Regions from separate parts of the Homo sapiens genome. Here region 2 is linked to region 1. The links are chromatin loops, found by intact Hi-C in ENCODE. Cell type or tissue: heart right ventricle. All regions are shown on one strand. Links, peaks and the distances in the headings refer to the core of each region. The heading gives the core; the rest is flanking DNA. Region 1 overlaps CDX1 (caudal type homeobox 1). Region 2 overlaps NDST1 (N-deacetylase and N-sulfotransferase 1).

Region 1 (12,792 bases), core at 3,997-7,996:
AGGTGGTCTGTGATTTTAAATAGAATGGGCCGTGAAGGCCTTGCTGAAAAGGGGAATTTCAGCAAAGGTGTAAAGGAGGTACAGGAAAGAGTCATGTAGGGCCAGGCGCGGTGGCTCACACCTGTAATCCCAGCACTTTATGGGAGGCTGAGGGAGGTGGATCACGTGAGGTCAGGGGTTCAAGACCAGCCTGGCCAACATGGTGAAACCTCATCTCTACTAAAAAATACAAAAATTAGCCGGGCGTGGTGGCATACATCTGTAATCCCAGCTACCCAGGAGGCTGAGGCGGGAAAACAGGAGAATTGCTTGAACCTGGGAGGTGGAGGTTGTGGTGAGCCAGGATTACACCACTGCATTCTAGCCTGGGTGATCGAGTGAGACTCCGTCTCAAGAAAAATAAACAAAAAAAAGAGTCATGCAGACATCTGGGGAGAGGCTTCTAGGCAGAGGGAACAGCAAGTGCAAAGGCCCCGAGGTGGGGCATGCCTGCTGTCTGCCTGCTGTCTGACAGTGAGGAGCTGTGAGGAAGCTGGTGGAGCTGAGGTGCAGTGAGAAGGGGGACGGGACAGGAGACAAGGGGAGGGACTCTGGGTTTTCCTCTGTCTGGGACAGGAGCCATTGCAGGATTCTGAGCAGAGGAGACATGAAGTCTGATGTAGGTTTTAATATTACTCTGGCTACTGCATGGAGAACAGATTTGCAAGAGGAAGGGGAAGTGCAGGGAGAGCTGCCGTAACCCAGGAGAGAGGGCGGTGCCTTGGCTTCTTTATGAGGCTCAGCCTGGGGCCCAGAGCTGGATTTGAGGACCAGCTGAGGTTAATGTCAGGACTTTCTTTGGGACTGGGATCAGAGGTCTGTCTGGAGAGAATACTAAGAGTCATGCTTGGCCTGGGCTTGTGTGGGGCCTGGCTAAGCACCAGTTTCCTTTATAAGAAGCTGAGCACGTGGCTATAAATAGGAGGCGCACGCAAGCACTTCCAGACCCGCACACGCTCCCACCAGGGCATGGCGGGTCTCTGAAAGACCATCAACCCCTCCCGCCTCTCGCAAGTGTCCCCACCACAGCCCAGCCTTCATCTTCTTGGGTTTCAGCCCTGGCCCTGCCTGTCCCTCAGCACCCCTGTACTAACCACTCACCCGCCCCCATTCTGACGCCTGTCCCCCTCCACCAAGCCCACGCAGCTTGGCAGGACAGCCACTGGGCTCTCCGTGAGCCAAATGGCTTTGTGGAGAATGGGAGGCAGCAGATGTTCCTGGGCAGCTTTTCCCTGGGTTTCCTGCCAGAGCAGAGGAACCACACTGGACGCTTCCATGTCCACTGACCTCAGTCCGCTGCCCAGCATAGCACGGGATAGCCTCGGACTTCAGCCAGGTTTGGCCCCAGGAAAGGGATAAGGGAGTGGCTGCCCAGGCCTTGGCTCCAGATTGGGCCCCTCCTTGGCCTAGAAAATGCAACGCCGGCTCAAAAACAGTTCTGCCTAATGCCACCAGCACTGGAGGCCAACATGGCTCTGAATCCACAGACCCATTGGGTTCACTGGGCTAAAGCTGGAAGCGGTTGTGAGAGTTTAGTCTCCTCGCACTTTACTGAGGAAGAGATCGGGGTTCACAATGGTTGCATGGCAGCTGGAGGGCCAAAGAAGAGGCCTGGTGAGCCCTTCCAGTCCTACCTCCCTGTGTAGTCAGGGTCACTGAGGCCCAGGCAGGCACGGGCCTGCCCAAGGCCATGCCCCATGCCCTAGAGCTCTTGCTGCCTCTCCAGGGTACAATTCCGCATGCTGCCAAATTTAGGGCCCACTGAGCCTGCCATGGAGCCCCCAAAGTGTTGGTAACAGAAGCTTAAATAGCAGACCACCCCTCCATTGCTACTTCTGGGAAAGGAGAGCCCAGACCATGGTGAGGGAAGGCTACTGAGAGCCCCAGGCTGGGGGCCCTTAAAATGCCCAGAGGACTCACAGCCACCCCCAGGAGGACAGGCCTGAGGTAGGGCATGAGGCTCCCTGCCCACCCAGACCTTCGCCTAGGGATGACAGGCAGTGGTCCTGAAGGTGCTTTTTCCTTAGAGTCCTAGCACCCACTCCTGCCTCTTCTGACGAGCAAGCCCAGACCCATGAGAGCCATTTCATAGGTGGGGGGAAATGGGCTCAGAAAGGGCACTTGCAGAGGGCTGTCCTGACTGGTCATGGTATGAACCAGGACTCAGGTTTCTGACCTCAGGCCCAGCTCTTCCACAAGGGAGGGGGTCAGGAGTGAGACCAGATGGAGATAGGGTTTAGCTGCACAATTACTCCTCTCTCTCCTGGCAAGGCTGCCAGTGAAGACCTGGCCCACAGGCCTTGTCACTCCTCTCTGGGCTCTGGAGAGGAGCTGGTGGGCTCAGGAACCCATTGGCCAACTTCTCTCTGGTGGAGCTGCTTGAAACACACAATTTTCGTGCAAGAAAATGGCTCTGCCAAAGAACAAAATGTTTGCTATCACACCGTGTGGCTCAGAAACCAGGGAATCCCATATGCTGTTCCAGGAGTGAGAACTGAAACATCCTCCTTAGCGCCCAACTTGGCGATATCTAGCCTCATTTAACAGGCACATACCCTTTGACCGAAGAATCCCACTTCCAGTAACTGATCCGACCAAGAGCTGCCCAAAGCTCCATCTGTTTCTGATAACACAAGACAAAAAACAATGTACACGTGTACAAGCAGGGAGCTGGTGAGAGAAGGGATGGTGCATTCGTGGAGAGGAGCATTATGCAGTCATTAAAAAGAAATTTCAAAACCCCATATATCCCAGTATGGAACAATTTCTAAGACGTGTGAAAAAAAAAGCAAGACAGAATAGTGTAAATAGTATGTTACCATTTGTGTATAAAAATGGGGGAGACACACACATACCCAAACATAGTTCTTTCTGAAAGAATATACAAGAAGCCAGTAATAGGGGCTGCCTCTGGAGAGGGCACTGGAGGTTGGAAAGCCACAGGTAGGAGGGAGACTTTGGGTTTTTTAAATCTTTATCAAGTGTATGTGTTAATTTGTATTTTTAATGACAGCCCCAGGAGCCCTGGGCTCCAGTCCCAGCTCTGGGCTGGAACTCCCAACTGCCCCAAGATACCTCTGGAGCCTGGGAAGGAGCGGGCAGGGAGGTGTGTGAGAGCAGTGGGGTGGGGAGAGGGCTGGGGATGAATTATTTACAGGCCCCTGGGACGCTGGAGCTAAGGGGGAAGTCCAGGCTCCTATAACAGGTGTCTGCTGAGGGGCGGGCCACTCCCAGCCACCTAATAAGTAATCCTCTGGGCCAGATGCCAGTGTGAATGGGTGGGAGGGAGAATGGGGAGCCCCCTCAGCTCTTCAGGGGTGAGCACAGAGGGGAAGAGCCTTGGGTAACTCACCGAAATGGGAGGCTTTCTCTCTCCAGTTTTGGGATGCGCAGAATGTCCCATCCATGTGGATTAGGCCACCATGAGAGGTAGCAAACTCCCGTCCCCTAATGCATGCACGGTACAGGCCAATGGCTCCCAGTGCCTGACCAGCAGCCTTGGAACTGCCTGGGAAGCTTTTTCACAGTGCAGATTCTGGCCCCAGAAATTCAAATTTAGTGGCGCTAGAATGGGTCTCAAAATTTGGTACTTGAATAGTTTTCCAGGTGACCCTAACGTGTGGTTGGTTGGGCTTTAGCTCCATAATTACTCCTCTCTGTCCTGGCAAGGCTGCCGGTGAAGACCTGGCCCACAGACCTTGTCACCCTTCTCTGGGCTCTGGAGAGGGGCTGTGGAGCCCAACAGAGGTACACTCTGTGACTCCAGAGGTGTCTCGGGGCAGTCAGGAGTTCCAGCCCAGAGCTCCTGGATGTCATTAAAACTAAACCTCTGGGGTTGTGGAGTGCAGCTGCTCACTGGCTGGGTAACCTAGGACAGTCTCCCCACCTCTCTGAGCCTCATTTTCTGTATTTGTAAAATGGGGAAAATTAATATTCTAATAATAGCCAACACATCCATGTGCTGGGCCCTTTGTATACATCTCTCAATGACCCGTGGAGTTGGGCAACTATCACTCTATTTTACAGATGAGAAAACTCAGGGTCAGAGAGGACCACGCATCAGGCAGGTGGGATTCAAAACCAGGTCTATCTGGCCTCAGAAACAGCAGTAGAACCTATCAATCAAATGGTACAAGGTTTCTTGTAGTTCTCTCCAACCCTGCGGCATACAGGGGCTCACTTGAGATAGATGGACAATGTCTAGCATGCAGGAGGTGCATGGGGAAGGGCAGATCTTACTCATTTCCAACAGTTGTGGGATGACCATCTGGCAGGAATGCCAGGGAATGGATCTGTGCAATGGGCGGTCTGCTAGAAATGACCGTTTACTTATAAGGTCCCTTCCAACTTGGAAACGTGAACCTCCCAATGTTTGTTGATTCTCTGATTGTGTTTGTTATTGTAGCTGAAAGAATTCTAAGACCAATTTCAGTCTGAGAGTCTAGACACTGGGCCTGCCCGGGGGGAGGATGGGGACAGGAGCCACAGTGGCCTGCAGTGGGGGCTCCCCATCCAGCCTGGGCCAGGCAAGGACAGAGTGTGGCCTCTGCTCCAGCACAATCAAATGGCCCCTAGGTCAGCACTTCCTTTGCCCTCTTCCTGCCGGGTGTGTGGCCCTGGTGGATGACCAGCTTTGGCCCCCCAAGGCCTGGACCACAAATCCAGCTCTGAAAACCTTTGTGACTCCTCCCTGGGTGGTCCAGCCCCAGCTGGCTGTGCTTCAAGATCCTAACCCCAACACACACATGCAAACAGGCATGCACGTCTGTACACACAAGGGCTTGCTGAAAATGCAGATTCCCAGGCCCCACTCCAGATCTACCACATCCTAATTTCTCTGTCATCTTTAACGAGGCCCCTGTGGATTCTAAACCACCAGCTAAAGTCAGTGGGTCCTGGTCCCAGTTCCATGCCATCTGTGTGGCCTAGAATTAGTTCCTCCTCTCCTCTGGGCATTGGTTTAGCCTGTGCACCAGTCCAAGTGCCCTCGAGACTCTGCAGTTTTGAGCCCTTTGTGCAGCTTTGAGCCTTCCCTTAAAGATCAGACCTCCTGGCCCCCCCTGCCACCTTGCTGCCTGCCACCCCAGGCAACCCCCACAGGGAGCACCTGCCCCACACGCCCTCCAGCCAAGTCCCTCAGAGACCCACACTGCATGCAGCAACAGGCGATGGGGAGCTCACCCGTGTCTGTGATGCCAGCCTAGGAATGACAAACGAAGGGCATAGGGCTTTTGGCAGGAGGGGGCTCAGGGGAGGTGGGAATAGGGTAGCCATAGAATGCTACTGCAAAGAGCCCCCTTTTCCAAGATAAGGAAGCAAGTCCAGAGAGCTTATAGGTCACTTGCTGTGGATGACTGCAAGGCCAATAGGCAAAGGAAAGGGTGGGAAAGAGGGGCTCAGGAGGACTGATCTCACCCCAGATAATACTTGTAGGAGCGCTGCAAGGGTGGCAGGCTGTGGGCCAGCTCAGAGGTGGTGGCACTTCTGGTGAGGGGCCTAAATTGTAGCAGCGTCACACTCTACTGAGGTTTGGGAAAGGCTGGGTGTTTGGGGCGAGCTTCTAGACCTTGCCTGGTGGCAGAGACCTGGACTGTGGTCCAGCCTGGTCATCTTAGTTGAAGGACTTGACAAGTGACTGAATTTCCCTGGGCTTTCCTTCCCCTGCCTGGGGAACAGAATGGCTGTGAGAGCAGTCTGGAAAGGGTAAAAAGCTATGGAGACAAAAAGGAGAAAACAGCTATTTGCAGAAGTGAGCATGTTGGTGGAGTCCCTCGTGAGAGAGAGGAATGTCGCCTAATGGGGAGCCATAGGGCCAAGAACACACTGACCTGGGAGTGGGGAGATCTGGCCGGCCCACCAGCTGGACATGTGATCCCTTATTTGGGCCTGTTTCCCCATCTGTACCACCAGGGGGAGGGCTCTCCACTGTGCCCTAACCTCACCAGCTCTACAATGGATGGATACCCTTCCTGGGACATCAGGCTTTCTGCCTGACCCACAGTTGGGTCCTTGTCTTGGCTGATCTGGCAGTCCCCGGCTGCTAATATCATGGTTCCTCACTCAAGCCCTGAGCAGGGATGAAGCTGGCATGGGAGCGGGGAAAGGGGGACAATGGCCAGGCCAGCCATTTTGGGAGTCCTACAGCCTTAGCCAGATTCTCCTCCCCACTGTCACCCTCCTTCCTAGTTAGAGTTCTTCATCATCTCTGCACCCTCCTCCTCCAGGGCCACCTTTGCATCATCTGCTGCCCTATCTTCTTCATCAAGGTCCACAATCTGACCCAGCTTTGGGAGGTAACAAAGAGGAAGGGACTTTAGAGTCAGACAGAGACCGGTGGCTCTCCCCCAGTCTGGCCATGTGCCAGTGGTATGTCCCCAGGCAAGTTGCTGGACCTCTTTGAGTTTCAGTTTATTTATCTTTAAAATGAAGACATGAATACTTTCTTTATATGGTAGTTATGGAGACCAAAGTAATAACCTACTTAACAAAGTACTTATTAATAAAAACTATGATGATGATGATGATACTACAGAGACAAAGAAGCTGAAAGAGGCAGGAGAGAGGCCAGGCGAGGTGGCTCATGCCTGTAATCCCAGCACTTTGGGAGGCTGAGGTGGGTGGATCACCTGAGGTCAGGAGTTCGAGACCAGCCTGACCAACATGATGAAACTCTGTCTCTACTAAAAATACAATAATTAGCTGGGCGTGGTGGCGTGTGCCTGTAATCCCAGCTACTCTGGAGGCTGAGGCAGGAGAATCGCTTGAATCCAGGAGGCGGACGTTGCAGTGAGCCGAGATTGCGCCATTGCAGTCCAGCCTGGGCGACAAGAGCAAAACTCCATCTCAGGAAAAAAAAAAAAAAGGCAGGAGAGATTCCTCAATGCAAGAACAAGGAGCTTATGCAGAATGGATTTCCATTCTGGGAACTCTTGAGAGAGATTTTTCTGCACTGTCCAATATGACAGCAACTAGCCACATTAATTAAATAAAATATAAAATTCTGTTTCTCAGTCACACTAGCTGTATTTCAAGTGTTCAACAGCCATGTGCAGCTGGTGGCTGCCTACTGGACAGCACAGATACAGAGCATTTCCATCCTGGCGGAAAGTCCTACTGGACAAACGCTGCTAGATCAAACTCCTACCAGGGTCCGGACGCCCACACTGCAGCACACGCCTACTAGCTGCAAAGCAGCCAGTTCTTGCATCTGCCACCCATTTATATCCTTCCTGAGTTTTTCCACAGGGGCACCCTGAGCCCAAGACAGCCATTTAAGATTTACAAACAGCAACTGCATCCCTTCAGGTCTTCTCTGAGGCCGAAGAACTTGAGGCCTCTCTGAACTGTTTCCTGGTGGAGTTTCCAGGCCACTGCCCCCCTGGCCATCTTCCACTAGACTAGTCTGAGAGTGAAGCCCTTGCTACTCCACTGTAGGTGTGGCTCCCGAAGTCTCACGTTCGAGGTGGGGCTGCAGTGAGGGGCTCTGCCTCCAGCCCCTTCCTACCCCTAGCTGGCTGTGTGACCTTGGTGAAGACCCTCCCCTTAGGCCTTGGCTCCCTGAATGCTCTTTGAGGGTAGGGCCATGCCATTTAGCTCACCAGCACCTATCACGTGCCTGACACACACAGTGAGTACTTGATGAATCCTTGGTGAATACATAAAACAAACCTGCTACTTCCTCTGCTTCTTTAACTCAATAAACAGCACCTCCATCCTCCAGCCATTCAGATCAAAAGCCAAGGTGGCACCTCTCAGTCCTGTCTCCCTTGCTCCCCAAGTCCACTCCAGCAGCTGGTGGCTCAGCCTCCAAAGCACAGCCTTCTGTCCATCTCCATTGCTCCTAAAGCTTAGTCCAGCCACTCATTTGATGGAGAAGAAATGTGCTGTTCCGGGGACAGAAATCTTGCATTTGAAAAAATGCTGAACACACTGAGCACCCAATAGATGCTGGTTCGCATTATGATTACCATAATAACTGCTTAGTACTTATTTGATAAATAGTTCATTATCTCCTTCATGGCAGGGGAGGTAGATTAAAAACAAACAAATGAAATAATGACAAACTGGGATTAGCAGCAGGAAGGAAAGTGAGCAATGAGCTAAACCGACTGGTGAGGTGAGGGGAAGAACGCTACTTTACTTAGCTGGGGGAGGTCTCCAGGAACAGGCCACATTTAAGCCAAGACCTGAGGTTGAGAAGGAGGCTTCCATGTCATGAACAGGGAAAGACATTCCAGGGAGAGTGAGCAGTAGGTACAAAGGCCCCCAGGCAGGGAGGAGCAGAGTGAGGGCAGAGAGGGCAGCTCTCTGCATGCAGGTGGACCCGTCTGCCTTGTTCAGGCCATCATCTCCAATGCCTAGGAGCAAGTTCAGGACAGAAGACACTCACTCAGAGAATATTACTGCTTGCCTGCTTGAATGAATGAATGAATGAGAGAGGCACAAGATGGGGCTGGAGAGGCCAGCAGATTCTGTAGGAGAGGGATATGGATTTGGTTTCAAGAACAAAAGGAAGCCATGGGAGGGTGTGGAGCCTAGCTTGCTCCCTCTTTCTGTTGATGGGGGGGATCCATGTGGGGTGCCCCCACAAGCCTGAGGGGTGAGCGTGGCATGGGGAGGGTCTGGCATGCTAACATGGTGACGGCCTTGACTCCAGATGTGAATGTTGTTTCCATATCCCAGGAGCTCCAACACAAAAACCTGAGAGGCCGGCCCATTAAGATAACTTCCTATGGACACACCAGACCCTGCTGCTAACAAACCATTTTGGACCTTCACAATGATTCCCCAAGCTCTGAGCAGCAATATCTGCCAAAGCAGCAGGGAGAAAACACCCAACCAAAAAAAAGCCTTCTGCCACCTTCTAACTGGGTCATTCCCTTTCCCAGCTATATCTGAGCGATGAGGTGTCAAATGTAGCTTCTGCCTGGAGAATCGGTTCTAAACAGCCAGGCCCCTGCTGGGCCCCCTCCTCCCCCAGCCTCTTACAGTACATCCCCTGCCTGGCCTCCTTTCCCCCCAACCTGGCTGGGATGCCCATGGGGAAGGGGGGGTCTCAGGCTCCCCTTCGTGAGTGTGTCTTTATTTCACAGACGATTGCTGGGCTGTAGACTGGGTGTAAACACTGTGCTGCCATGTCCTAGCTGTATGAGCTTGGGCAGGCCACCTTACCCTCTCTGAGCCTCATTATCCTGATCTATAAAATGAGTATACTAGATCCTTACACCACTCAGGGCTATCATGAGACTTAAGTGAGATCACCCATGCAAAGTTATTGGCACAGTGCCTGGCACACAGTAAAGATTTAGCCAATGCCACAGTTATTTGCTTTATCACGAGCTCTTACTATGTGCAAGACAGGGTGAGGATGGGACTGATTAGGACTGGTCCTTGAGGGACTACAGATGGTCAGTGGCAGGGATAAACAAGACAATGAAAGTAGACAGGCAGTGGTAAGTGTCATGAAAACAAGGGCCTGATACAGTGCTTGGGAGGAGGAATCAGGGAGGGCTTCCTACAGGAGACAGCCTCGGAGAAGGAGCAGCATTTGAGCTGGTGAAGATGCAGGAGAGGGAAGGGAGGGCAATGCAGGCCGAGGGACCAGACTAGAGAGGCTGGGAGTGTGAGGTGTGTGCTCCAGTGCACCTGCTGAGGACTGGTAGAGGTGGTCACAGGCACCGATGCCCTAAGCACCTACTGTGTGCCAGCGGCAGGGCGGTGCTTTACAGGCATCTCTTCTGAGATGCAATCCTATTATTATCCTGTTACAGCAGAAGCAGCCCAGGCTCCGAGAAATGATCCAAATTAACTTGTCCGAAGCTATACAGCTTCTTATGGAAATGCAATCCCAGCTCTGAGACTCCCAAGCCCTGGCTCTTAACTTGCCTTATCTAGGCAAAGTAGCAGGAGAATGGCTTCAATAGATGGTTGAGGCCAGTTCTCAAGAAGGCTCTGATTGCCATAGAAATGGAGCTGGATTTTACAACAAAGAAATGGCATAAAAGGCCGGACACGGTGGCTCACGCCTGTAATCCCAGCACTTGGGGAGGCCGAGGCGGGCGGATCACGAGGTCAGGAGATCGAGACCATCCTGGCTAACACGGTGAAACCCCGTCTCTACTAAAAATACAAAAAAATTAGCCGGGCATGACAGCGTGCGCTTGTAGTCCCAGCTGCTGGGGAAGCTGAGGCAGCAGAATGGCGTGAACCTGGGAGGCGGAGCTTGCAGTGAGCCGAGATCGCACCACTGTACTCCAGCGTGGGTGACATAGCAAGATTCTGTCTCAAAAAAAAGAAAAAAGAAATGGCATAAAATGAAATGGCAATTCCATGTCAGTAGGGAGCCACAGAATGCTCTTGAGCAGGGCATGTGCCTTGAGAAGGTAAATATGGCAATGGTTTTAGAAGATAGCTGGAGCAGTACAGAAAGGCTGAAGGTGAGACAGCAGGTTGGTGGCTGTGGCAATGGGCCAAGGGAGAGGACCTGCAATGTGGGGGGAGGGGAGGATTCATATCCTTCATGGGCCTCAGTTTCCCCATCTGAAAGTTGACAGGGTTGGACCAAGATCTAAACCTTGCTCCCACAGTCTCATCCACGTGAACATCTCCCCAGTCCTGAGACCTCAGCCACCCCAATGGGCCATTAACCTGTGGAGCAGCTTTATTCAAAGGAATTGGAGGCTGAGCCTTCCACGGAAGGATGATGCGTAACCATCCTAATGAAAATGATGATATTTAAAACCCTCCTCATGAAAATGCAAAGAGAAAAGGAAAAAAAAAGAACGTCTTGTAGTCATTTCCTATCCTGGCCTCAGTCAAATGATGCTGATCACTCATAACTGATTAATATTGTCTTTTGGAATCGGAGACTGATTGAAGCCCAACAGCCTCTCTCTCATCTTTCCCATTGTCACTGCCCCCTCCTTAGAAGAAACTGAAGTCTTAGTCCCAGCCTCAGCAACCCCACTTCCCCAGGTGAGTTGGGGTACCATCCAAGTGGAGAGACAGAGGCAGCCAGGTTTCCATTGACCTGAACTGCTTGGCTTGACAGTCACAGGTCCCAATCCTAGGGCTGGGACCTCAGAAACCTGTGTGAAAGCCAAGATCTCACCCACTCCCCTGTTCCCCAGAGATGCCTTTTGTCCCTCACACTTGCCCTGTTCATTCACTCAACAAAATATATTGAGCACCTACTAAATGCCATGCACTGAGCTGGGTGCCAGGATGCAGTAGTGGGTTAAGCAGACATAGTTCTGGACCTCACGGGAATGGACAACATACAAACAAGTGTAAGGAAGTGAGTAGATTGGAATTAGTGCTCTGAAGGAAACACAGCAAAGATTCGTGATGGGTGTAGTGGGGAGTCCACTTTGGGAAATGATGGAGGGCTTCACAGAGGAGGTGATGATGAAACTAAGATCTGAAGGGTAAGAAGGTTCCACTCTTGCAAAGAATCAGGGGAAAGAGCTTTCCTGGAAGAGAGAACAGCATGTGCACAAGATCTGCAGTAGGACTTGGCAGGTCTGAGGAACTAAAAGAAGTCTGGAATGGCTAGAGCTTGGAAGCCAAGGTGAGAGCAGCCGGGGATGAGGTCAGGGAGGCAGGCAGGTGCAAATGCTGTAGTCTTGTAGACCTCAGGAAGGAATGTGGGGTTTATCCTACATATGATGGGAAACCATAGGAAAATTCTAAACCAATTCTTCTGACATCTAGCCCAGCTCAGCCCCGCTTGTGTGAAACTGGAACATTCTTCACAGTCTCTGTACCTTGGTTCCCTCGTCTACATGTGTGGTCTCTAACTGTCCAGTTTGTCCACTCTCGAATGCTGGAGGCTCAGAAGTGGGGCAAAAGGGGGCTAGCCAGGATTGGTGGCAGGCTGAAGACCTGGTGGCCAGTGCCAGTGGGGATTAGGAGGGCAGTGGCATGCACTGATCCTCCTTCAGCTGTCCTGGACAGCAGCATTGCACAGGAAGCACCCCTGGAAACCCTATGCCTTCATTGCCCAGAAGGAGAAACTGAGGCCAAAGACAGGAGGGGCTTGGCCTCTCTCTCAGGGAGAGTCAACAGTGCCAACCCAATTCTGCCCCCACTTCAGGAGCACTGAATAGACAGTCAGATGCCCTGGGAAGACAGGCAGCACCTTCTGGCTTCAAGAAGGTCAGGGTTCCTGCATCCTCTGCGGAAGAGGGCTAACCTGGCTCCAGGGAAGTCCCTTTCCTGGAGCCTTGGGAACCCCCAGACCTCCTTCTGCCTTTCCCTCTACTCTCGGAGAGCAAGGAGGGGGAAATGCTTTTTTGCCTGGGGTAGACTCATCTGCCTGCAGACAACAGTTTTCAAGCGACTTTTGAGACCAGAGGATGAGCCAGGTTCAGCAGCTCTCGTGCCCAGAGACACGAGGTGATTTGTATGGAAGCTCCTGGAAACTCCTCCAGGATACCCAGTCCCCTGACCCCCACTGACACACTCCTTTTCCCTTACACAGTGATGGCCTCTCTCCAAGTCCCTACCCATAGGGAACCTCCCCATTCATCTCCAAAGTCACCCCATGAGCAGGAAGCAGAAAGTGGAACACAGGAGCAGGAAACACAGGCTTCCTTCTCCAGAGCCTCACAGACTGGGAACTGCAGGATCCTGAGCACTGGTGCTGCCACCACCTCCTCTCATAGAACACAGGGTTCTTAACCCCGGATTTATGGATAAAGCTTCTGGTAGCCTCCAGAACCCCTGAAATTGCCCAATGATGCAACATTTGTA
Region 2 (4,000 bases), core at 1-4,000, 360 kb before region 1:
TTTCATCCCTTATCAACAACTGTAAAAGACAAACGTTCCCAAAGCGGCCATTTCAGAGACCTCCTCTTGGGAACGCATTCTCTTCTTAGGGATGTTTCTTGCTGAGAAAAAGAATTCAGCGATATTTCTCCTATTTGCTTTTGAAAGAAGAGAAATATGGCTCTGTTCCACCTGGCCCACAGGCAGCCAGACTTTAAGGTTATCTCCCTTGTTCCCTGAACATCGCTGTTATCCTGTTCTTTTTTCAAGGTTCCCAGATTTCATATTGTTTAAACAATTTGTGCAGTTAACACAATCATCACAGGGTCCTGAGACGACATTCATCCTCAGCTTATGAAGATGACGGGATTAAGAGATTAAAGTAAAGACAGGCATAGGAAATCACAAGAGTATTGATTGGGGAAGCGATAAATGTCCATGAAATCTTCACAATTTATGTTCTTCTGCCATGGCTTCAGCCAGTCCCTCTGTTCGGGGTCCCTGACTTCCCACAACACACATGCATGAGCATATGGTCTGTCTCCTGCCACTAGAATGTCAGGTCTACAAGGGCAGGAACTTTCCTCCGTTCTGTGCATTTCTGTGTCCCCAGTGCCAAGGAAAGGGATAGATGTGAGGCTGGGCACAGTGGCTCACGCCTGTAATTCCTGGCACTTTGGGAGGCCAAGGTGGGCAGATCCCCTGAGGTTGGGAGTTCGAGACCAGCCTGACCAACATGGAGAAACCCTGTCTCAACTAAAAATACAAAATTATCCAGGCATGGTGGTGTATGCCTGTCTTCCCAGCTACTCGGGAGGCTGAAGCAGGAGAATTGCTTGAACCCAGGAGGCAGAGGTTGCAGTGAGCTGAGATTGTGCCATTGCACTCCAGCCTAGATAAGAGTGAAACTCTGTCTCAAAAAAGAAGAAAGAAAGAAAAAAAAAGGGATAGATGCATGGTAGAAGCCCCAGGGGAAAAAAAAATTTTTTTTTTTTTTGAGACAGAGTCTCACTTTGTCACCTAGGCTGGAGTGCAGTGGCGCAATCTTGGCTCACTGCAGCCTCGATCTCCCAGGTTCAAGTGATCCTCCTGCCTCAGCCCTGCAAGTAGCTGGGACTACAGGCATGCACCACCACACCTGGCTAATCACCAGGCATATTTTTTTTTTAGTACTTTTTTAGTAGAGATGGGGTTTCACTACATTGCCCAGGCTGGTATGAAACTCCTAGGCTCAAGCAATCTGCCTGCCTTGGCCTCCCAAAGTGCTAGGATTACAGGTGTGAGCCATCAGGCCCAGCCAAGAAAAAAATTTTTAATCAGCAAAAAGACTGTAACAGAGCCCTGTCCCACATCCTCATCAGAAACCTCTTTCAAGAATGCTGATTATTGCTTGATCCTCTGTCACAAAAGCTAAGAAAGAGCTCATGAAAGGGGTCGGAGTGGCAGCCCACCTTCCCTGGGGCAGAGAGCCTCGGGTGCCAGAGGAGGCAGCAGAAGCTGATCTGCAACCCCTAAGCCAGCAAACCAGAGCCGTGCTTACCAGGACAGCGTATGCACACACATGACAGACTGTGCTCTCCATTCTCCCACCTCCTGGGCTTCCAGGGGCCCACTCACCATGATGCCATTGTGGATGAAGCCACGGCGGTAGCGGGCTGGCTTCAGGTGGGGGTACTCCTCCGTGCTGGTCACGCGGATGCTCCACACCTGCTTCCAAGCCTCGTACAGCTGCACGTGCACGGGGTACACGCCCGAGTGGTGGGGCGCCACTGCATACCCCATGTCTGTGGGAATGCCATGCTCCTAGGGAGAGGATGACCAGGCCAGGGTGAGCATAGGGGTCCTTCCCCTTTGGGCCTTATCCCCCCTTTGTAGAATGGGAGAGAGAAATCAGAGGTTAGGTCGGCATGGCTGCTGGTCTGAGACTTCATGGTAAGATGGGAAGCTGAGGCCTGGGAGGGCAAGGAATGTGCCCAGAATCTCAGTGTGGGCAACTGGCAGAGCTGGGATTAGAACCCAGGTCTCCTGACTCTTGGTCCGGTGCACATGCCTCTAGCACAAAGGACTCAAGTACCCTGTAGTGAGGGACAAGGACGAGGGCCTTTCCTACCTTCTCTTCATTCTACCTAGCACCTAGGGCTCGTTCCCTCCTCATTGACCACCTCTTCCAGCTTTCCAGAGCCTCCCCTTCTAGTAAGAGCTTGGGCACAGGAAACAAATGGCCTGAGTTTAAGTCCCAGCTGGACCTCTTAGTAGCTGGTGTGACCTCCCTGAGCCTTGGTTTCTTGTCTGTAAAGGGGTTATTCTCTTGGGGCTTCAAGGAGACAGTGGCTATAAAGGCAGCTCTCCCTTGGCCCTGGCCCAGAGGTGTTAGTAAAAATCCGTCAGAGCAGACTGCAAAAGCAGCAAGAGGCCAGCAGTCTGGACCTCCAGCCCAGCCCTTAGCCCGCCCCGCTCTGCCCTGCAAGGAATCTTACTCACGACAGCGAACTTCTTGTTCAAGGCCATCTGCTCGGCCAACACGGACTGGTTGTGGAAAAGGTGGGGCTGCATGTGGCTCCACATGTGGGGGAACCACCAGAACTCCTTCACATACGACAGCAGCAGATCATCCCCAGCGTCCTCAGCATTGGTACCTGCAGCAACACAGGCAGCTCAGAACCACCCACTGGGCCATGAGGCCCTCTAACCTGGGCCTGTGCCTGGGGATGGGAGAGCATGGCCAGAGCCCACCCAGGAGCTGCCTGGAAGAGTTATCTGGGCTACAGCACAGGAGCAGACAGAGCCCCAGCCCAGAGCCCTGAATTCTAGTCTAGAGTGTGCCCTTGACTCAGTGGGGGACCTTGGCCAAGACTATCTGCTCTCTAGATCCTTGGGACCATCTGCACAATTCAGGGTCTGGAGTCAATGATCTCAAGGGTTTCTTCTACCTCTGACATACCTGCTCTGATTCTATTCCAATGATCCAAATCAGGTCACTTGTCTTTTATCTAATTATCTATGGAAGCTCTTTGTATATATACAGGATGTTTGACCCTCTATCTCAGACATATTACTATAACCACCTCTGATATGCTAAGGGTTATGAATATAAAAAACAACCAGGTGCAGTGGTTCACACTTGAAACCCCAGCACTTTGGAAGGCCAAGGTGGGAGGATCGTTTGAGCCTAGAGGTTTGAGACCAGCCTAGGCAACATAGTGCAAGGCCCCATCTCTACAAAAATTTTTAAAATATTAATAGCCAGGCATAGTGGCATGCACCTGTAGTACCTGCTACTTGGGAGGCTAAGGCAGGAGGATTGCTTGATCCCAGGAGTTCAAGGCTGCAGTAAGCTGTGATTGCACCACTGTACTCCTGCCTGGGTGACAGAGAGAGGTCCCGTCTCTAAAAATAAATAATTTTTTTTCTTTTTGTTTTGAGATGGAGTCTTACTCTGTCACCCAGGCAGGAGTACAGTTGTGCGATCATAGCTCACTGCAGCCTTGAACTCCTGGGATCAAGCAATCCTCCTGACTTAGCCTCCCAAGTAGCTGATACTACAGGAGCACACCACCACGCCGGGCTATTTTTTCTATTTTTTGTAGAGATGGGGTTTTGCCATGTTGACCAAGGTAGTCCTGAACTCCTGACCTCAAATAATATGCCCACCTCACCCTCCCAAAGTGCTGGGATTACAGGCGTGAGCCACAGCGCCCAGCCAAAAATATATAAAAAATTTTAAAAAGAATATAAAAAATACAGACAGACAACCCAGGATCACTCCTATTTGGCTTTGGGGCTATGTTGCATATACCCCTCCATCTGCTGAATTATTGAATAAATGGTTTTCTTAGAATTCAAGAGAGGTTGTCTCACTGAGGCCTGGGCAGAAGGCAGCTAGGGGGAATGGTCACTGCAGATGACCAGCTGAGGGGTTCTGCCCAGTCCCTGAAGGACAGCAGATGAAGAGAGGACAGCAAGTGAGAGAGCCCCAAAGAGGAAGGAAAGTGCGCACCAAGCAACCTATAGCCCTCACCCT

Evidence for each region. Peaks named below come from ENCODE experiments on the same cell type or tissue, not always from the same donor. Only the 100,000 strongest peaks of a DNase experiment are listed, where the experiment ranks them.
Region 2: a loop joins it to region 1, with 4 times the contacts of the local background. A loop is called at or near these places in 1 of 110 quality-filtered maps.

What each region holds. Positions count from the first base shown.
Region 1 is chr5:150,168,886-150,181,677 of GRCh38, reverse strand. All of the region lies in intron 1 of CDX1 (caudal type homeobox 1), which reads right to left. Among named protein-coding and RNA genes, the nearest start is that of CDX1, 8.5 kb to the right of the region's middle. In heart right ventricle, for the core only: a CTCF peak has its summit at 5,931 (motif pointing right); no DNase peak of the experiment used is centred there; H3K27ac peaks cover 1,049 bases.
Region 2 is chr5:150,533,482-150,537,481 of GRCh38, reverse strand. It overlaps NDST1 (N-deacetylase and N-sulfotransferase 1), which reads right to left. Exons shown (of 15, transcript NM_001543.5): 5 at 2,461-2,615; 6 at 1,597-1,782. Among named protein-coding and RNA genes, the nearest start is that of NDST1, 27 kb to the right of the region's middle. RefSeq lists an enhancer at 1-343. In heart right ventricle, for the core only: no CTCF peak of the experiment used is centred there; no DNase peak of the experiment used is centred there; H3K27ac peaks cover 530 bases.